2 separate regions of the Homo sapiens genome follow, and region 1 is linked to region 2. The links are chromatin loops, found by intact Hi-C in ENCODE. Cell type or tissue: gastrocnemius medialis. All regions are shown on one strand. Links, peaks and the distances in the headings refer to the core of each region. The heading gives the core; the rest is flanking DNA. Region 1 overlaps GPAT2 (glycerol-3-phosphate acyltransferase 2, mitochondrial). Region 2 has its middle 2.9 kb from the start of NEURL3.

Region 1 (2,898 bases), core at 399-2,898, 490 kb before region 2:
GGCTATCCTGCCAGCCCCGCTCCACCTGCCACACATGTGGAGGCTGACCTGAGCCCTCCACCTTTGGCTGTGGCCACCTCAGCCAGCCCCTGGTCTCACCGGGTCCTTTTGCTTTGCTCCAGGTTTGTTACCTTTTACCCAGGGGATGTCATCCTGACTGGGACCCCCCCACCTCCACCCAGGTGTCGGTGTATTCAGGAAACCTCCTGTCTTTCTCAAGGTAGGTTAGTGAAAAGCAAAGAGAGCAAGGGCCCCAAAGGGCTGGCAGGCTTGGCTCAGACTTGAGAAGTACAGGCTTGTGTACGTGTGTCTGACGGAAGGGCTGACACTCTCATGGCCTGCTCTGTTGCAGAAGGGGGATGAAGTCCAGTGTGAGATTGAAGAACTAGGTGTCATCATCAACAAGGTGGTGTGATGGCTCCTGCACAGGCCCTGCACATAGGATGAGGGCATCTGCTCCCACTCAGCCTAGCCCAGGGAAAGGCCCAGTGACAGGTGTGGACAGGTGCCAGCCCTGCAAGCCGCCTCTTCTCGGTAGAAGGGAGAAGGACAGAGCTCTCTTCAATAAATTCGTCGGGTCAAAGCAGCAGCTTGGCTTCTGCTGTTTGTCTTCGTTTGGGCTTTGTTTCATGGGACAAGTTAGGGCATTTTGTGGGACTGGGGAAGAAGAGAGCAAATACACACACATACACCAAAAAGATGCTGCTGGGCTGGGGAAAAGACAACTCGTCTCGTCCCCTTGTTTATCACATCAAAGAAGGGAAAAAGCAAGAGATGGCAAGGGACAATCAAGCCTCAATGATTATATTTATAGAGCAGCTAAGGGTTTGCAGCCTCCTCTCCATCTTCTGGCTCTAGGACACAGCTGTGTTCTGGGGCTGAGAAGTCTCAGCACAGGCTCCTCCTCACAGTTCTAGCTACAAATGAACTGCCGGATGAACTGTTCTAGTTTTTCCTGATTGTCCAGGCTGGCAAAAGTAGGGGACAGGTGGAGCCTGGGGCCTGCAGGGCTCGGCGTCTGCTGCAGAACCTGGGCCATGGAAGATAAGCCGTGAGTGCGCTCACCACAGGGACTGTGTACACATGGCCCAGGGGCCAGGCCTGTCCCCCAGAAACCTGCCTTGAGACCTCTGGCCCCTTAGACCTCAATGTTTGCGTGCAAATGCTGCCGCAAAGCAGTCCCAATACCCCACCTAGAAAGATGAGCCAGTGATTTGGGAGACCAAGAGGCAGGAAACCATCCCACCTTCTCCAACCCATCACCAAATCTGTTGCTGGAAGACACCAAGTAAATCCCAGGGTCTTAATGAGGCACCATCAGGCCAGCCCTGTGGAGTGATGGGGACATAGCTGGGTTTCCCTGAGCTACTCTATTGGGGTGGGAGCAGGGGGACAGAAGATGGTGACAGTGGCTCCTCTCACCCCTAGGTCTCTGAAGGTCCAGACAGCACTGATGGCGAGCTTTGGGTCCGCACACTCTGGAAAGAAGAGAGAAGTGAAGGCTCTAGGTAGGGAGAACAGAGAGCCACTGGGCACAGGCTTCTCTCCTCTTGTTTAAAGAAGCCCAGGGAGGGATAGAGCTCTGACTGGACAGAAGACTGTACTCTGCAGCCTGCCTTCCTAGAGTTGGGTTGTCACTGTCCTGCAGGGGGCAGCAGCCACCAGCAAACACCACTGCCTGCAGGAGCCTGGGCTGACTGGTTGGGACTCACCGAAGATCCCTTCTTCCTGGGCGGTGGCCTGCAGGAACTGGAACAGCTGCTCTGTGTAGCCCAACTCTGCAGAAGAGAGAAGACCTAGACCTGGCACCCAGCACAGACACAGCCTGCCTCGAGGACTGCAAGGGAACAAGGGCCTCACCAGTATCGGGCAGCTGGCCCTGGCGGAGGAAGGCGGCAGCCTGTGCAAAGGCCTTGAGCAGCGGGCTGAGCAGGCGGCAGAGGAAAAGAAAGAAATCTGGGCAGTGTGACTGCTGGCTGAGCTGGAGGGGACAGGCCGGGGTGAGTGCAGCTCCCCACCGCCTCCCTACCACCTCCCTCCAGGGGCAGCTTTTTGAAACACACCCTGAAGTACCGGCCGTCAGCCTCTCCGAAGTCATCACTGTCACTATCAGTAAAGTCCCCACTCGGTTTCCACAGCAGCTTTCTGCTCAATCGCTGTCGCCCTGTGTCACAGGCTGGCCGGGAGCCTGGGGTCTAGGGGCCGTGGAGCCATTGTTCTCTGACAAGCTGGCCAGGGATCAACCCTACACCCCCAGACCAGGTACATGCAGGTGAAACCAGTAAAAGCAGACCTAGAGACCCAAGAGGATGGCCAGAGCCATGCCCCAGCACCTGCTGGGCCAACTTGCAGAGTGAGAGGAAGTGAATTCCCACCCTCAAGGGCAGTAGCCCTGTGGCCAAGAAATGTGGGGAGCAGGAGGTGTGCAGAGAACCTCAGAGGCACACATGTCCAGTGCTATCCAGAGAGACACACAGAACCGGGGCATAGGTGGCTATATCCCAAGGCACAGGGAGCAGAGGTGCGAGCTAGGCTTCCCCGCTGCAAGGCCAGGGGCTGCCCACCCCCACAGCACACACGGGGCAGAGGAGGAGCCTGGGGCAGCTGGCACTCAGGGTGGGAGGCTGGAGGAGGCCAGGCTCCAGGCAAGGATCTTGTCTCCAACTGCCCTGCCTACCTCCTCAGCAACCAGGAGCCCGCATTGGATGAGCCGGTCCAGCACCTCCTGACAGTAGCAGTAGGAAGACTGGCAGGGCTGGGAGAAAAAGGCACCCATGTGGCCTCAGGAGAGCCAGGCACATGGGCAGGGGCCTAGCCAAAGACCGGGCAAGGCCACACCTACTACCCAGGAGGTTTCAGAGGTAGAGCATGGGCAGGGATGGGCCATTCCTACCACCA
Region 2 (2,901 bases), core at 247-2,746:
GAGCCTCAGACTGTCTGGAAAATTACCTGGCAAGCTATGGCCCTCAGGCCACCCAAAGCCAGCAGGCTGGGGTGGTATAGTTGCATCAGTGGGACCTTGGGCCATGAGGCAGCTGGGGGGCAGAGGAGGTCATTCTGAGGAGCTAAAAAACCTGCCTAAAGCCTCCCGTCCAGGGTACAGGCATACCCGCCACACACTCTGTGTTTGTTTATTGAACAAACTGCCAGGGTTCAGGACATGCCACCCCAAAATATGGCACTTTGGCATTTAAGAAAACAGCAGAAGCAGGAAGGCCTCGCTCACCTTCCCTTTGCCCGAATCCCCTGAAGTAGGGCCATGAGGCCATAAGACCCATCCTTACCTCTGAAGACACAGGGACAGAGAGAAGAATCTGAACAGGCTGGCCGACTCTCCCCGGTTTATTACCCCTTCCCCCTTTAGCCAATCACTTCTCCACGATGCCCACTCTTCATGAAACCAACGCATAAAAATACATGTCCCCATTTCTTTGGGTCTTCATTTCCAAAGGCCCCTGTGTCATGTAAAATTTACATGAAATAAATTTGTGTGCTTTTCTCTTGTTGACCTGTCTTTTGTTATAGGTGTCCTAGCCATGAACCGAGCAATGGGTGGGGAAAGATTTTACTTTTGTACTTTTCCTCCCCTGCAGAATGCTACCGTTTTTGTTGTTGTTGTTGTTGTTTTTGAGAGGGAGTCTCGCTCTGTGGCCCAGACTGGAGTGCAGTGGCACGATCTCGGCTCACTGCAACCTCTGCCTCCCAGGTTCAAGCAACTCTCCTGCCTCAGCCTCCCAAGTAGCTGGGACTGTGGCGCTCTCCATGATGCCCAGTTAATTTTTGTATTTTTAGTAGAGATGAGGTTTCACCATGTTGGCCAGGATGGTCTCGATCTACTGACCTCGTGATCCACCCGCCTCGGCCTCCCAAAGTGCTGGGATTACAGGCGTGAGCCACCGCTCCTGGCCCGGAATGCTACCGTTCTAAGTCCAGAACTTACCTGACAGTCCTCATGGCAACTCCTCAAAAAGGTCCTGTTTATTGTAATCATTTCCATTATACACGTGGGGAAACTGAGGCACACGACAGTTACGCAGCTTGTTCAGCTCACTAGGCATGACGTGACAGGCTGGGATTGGCCCAGGTATCGTGGCTGGAGACCGTCTGCCTTGCGCCCCTCCACGGCCACTCGCCGCGGAGACTCCGCCCCTTGGAAGTGCCCCCTAATTAGGAATATCTCCTCCACTGGACTGCGCGGGCACAGAGCAGGAGATTTGTAGATAGGCCTAACTTGCTGCTGAGTGTCAGGTTGAGGCTGCCCCGCAGTAGATGTCACCCGCCAGCCCCGCTGCAAACCTTTGCTCTGAGAGGGGCGGGCCCGTGCCCTCAAGCGCGGGGCGGTCTCCGCTGTGCAGAGACTGAGGCGGCCCCTGCTGGCGGCGGTCAGTACTGCAGGAGGCGCCGAGGGCCCGGGAGCCCCCAAAGCCGGGAGGGGCGCCCCAGAGGGAGGTGAGCGGCGCCGAGGCTCACTATACCGCAGCTCCCACACACCCGTCTCCCAGGGTGGGTGGTAGCCTCACTGGGACCCCTCTGTTGCAGTCGGCCTCTCTTGCCCAGAGCCCCATCACTACACATGTCTTCACGCAGGTTATCTCTCAAGACTCAACCCGCGCTCCGGGAAGAGCCTGGCACACGAGGAAGCCACTGCTGCCCCGCGCCCACTCCAGCGTGCGGCCCAGCGGGACCGGGAGCCCAGCCCAACCTGGGGCACTGTCAGGCAGCCCGGTCCCTCGTGGGCCCTGCCATTAAGGCCCAGGGACGCCTACCTATGACACTTGCCAGCCCTCATCCGTTCCCCGCCGGGCCAAAATCTCAGAGGGCAGGGGCTGCCCTGCCTAGAAACCAGCCCCAGAACATCAGGGCCGCGGGCGCTGTGGGCGGTCGGCCAGGGCGCGCAGGGGCCAAACAGGGCAGCGTTGGGAGCTTTTGCACAAGGCACCCCTCTGCCAGCCTCATGGCCCAGCCATGCCACCCCCGTGAACCAAGTGTGCTGGCCCACAGCAGCGCTCTGCACAACAGCCCCAGCCTGGAAACAAGCGAATGTCCACTGCTGTCCACCTCACACTCAGCTGGGGGAGCTGAACTGCTCAGATCCCCGGGAATGCAGGGCCCATTCCCCGGAGGCCAAGGCCAGTGTCCCACCCACACCCAGTCCAGGCCTATGCTTCCCCGGGTCTGCCGCCTAAGCAGCCCTGTCCCTGATCTCTGTCTCAGAGGCTGCTCCCGGCCCAGCTTCCCACAACCATCAGCAGGACCTAAACTGCCACATATGCGCGCCATGGAATACTGTGCCAATGACAACAAATTACTGCTACCTGCAACGACGAGGATAAACCTCACAGCCGTGAGGCTGATGTAAGGGAAGACCCAAAGAGCACCGCGTGCTGCCATTCATAGGAAGTTCAGGCAAAACCCATCCGTGGTGTTCGAAGCAGGACAAGGCTGCCTTTGGGAGGTAGTGATCGGCAGGGACACGGGAAGCCTCTGGGGAGCTGGAAACGTCCTGCACCTTGATCGTGGTCACACAGGTGTGTAGATGTACAAAAAAACCCTTCCAATCGGACCCTCAAATCATACATAAATTGCGTCTTCGTGTTATGTTGGCTAAGCCCTTCCAGCCCTAACAATGTCGTTCTGGCGGAGCTGGTGAGTCAGGGAGCATCCACGCCGCCTGGGAAGACCGGCTCTGGAGGCTGGAGGGCTTGACCAGCACTGCCACCCGGTGGCCGGCAGCGGAACTGACCACAGGCCTGGTGCCCTGGAGGGAATGGGCCACAAACGCTCCGCCAGGACTGCACCTGTGTCCTAGGCGCCGCCCTCAGCC

What was found. A loop is a pair of places that touch in the nucleus more often than their neighbours do. Peaks named below come from ENCODE experiments on the same cell type or tissue, not always from the same donor. Only the 100,000 strongest peaks of a DNase experiment are listed, where the experiment ranks them.
Region 1: a loop joins it to region 2, with 8 times the contacts of the local background. A loop is called at or near these places in 4 of 110 quality-filtered maps.

The regions. Positions count from the first base shown.
Region 1 is chr2:96,021,246-96,024,143 of GRCh38, forward strand. It overlaps GPAT2 (glycerol-3-phosphate acyltransferase 2, mitochondrial), which reads right to left. Exons shown (of 22, transcript NM_001321527.2): 17 at 2,678-2,755; 18 at 2,064-2,195; 19 at 1,861-1,981; 20 at 1,713-1,778; 21 at 1,423-1,478; 22 at 701-1,030. The coding sequence ends at 914. It also overlaps the pseudogene FAHD2CP. Among named protein-coding and RNA genes, the nearest start is that of GPAT2, 12 kb to the right of the region's middle. In gastrocnemius medialis, for the core only: a CTCF peak has its summit at 1,650 (motif pointing right); a DNase peak (open chromatin) is centred at 1,686.
Region 2 is chr2:96,506,777-96,509,677 of GRCh38, forward strand. It overlaps a transcript of NEURL3 not described here. Among named protein-coding and RNA genes, the nearest start is that of NEURL3, 2.9 kb to the left of the region's middle. RefSeq lists a silencer at 1,340-1,679. In gastrocnemius medialis, for the core only: a CTCF peak has its summit at 1,455 (motif pointing left); no DNase peak of the experiment used is centred there; H3K4me3 peaks cover 637 bases.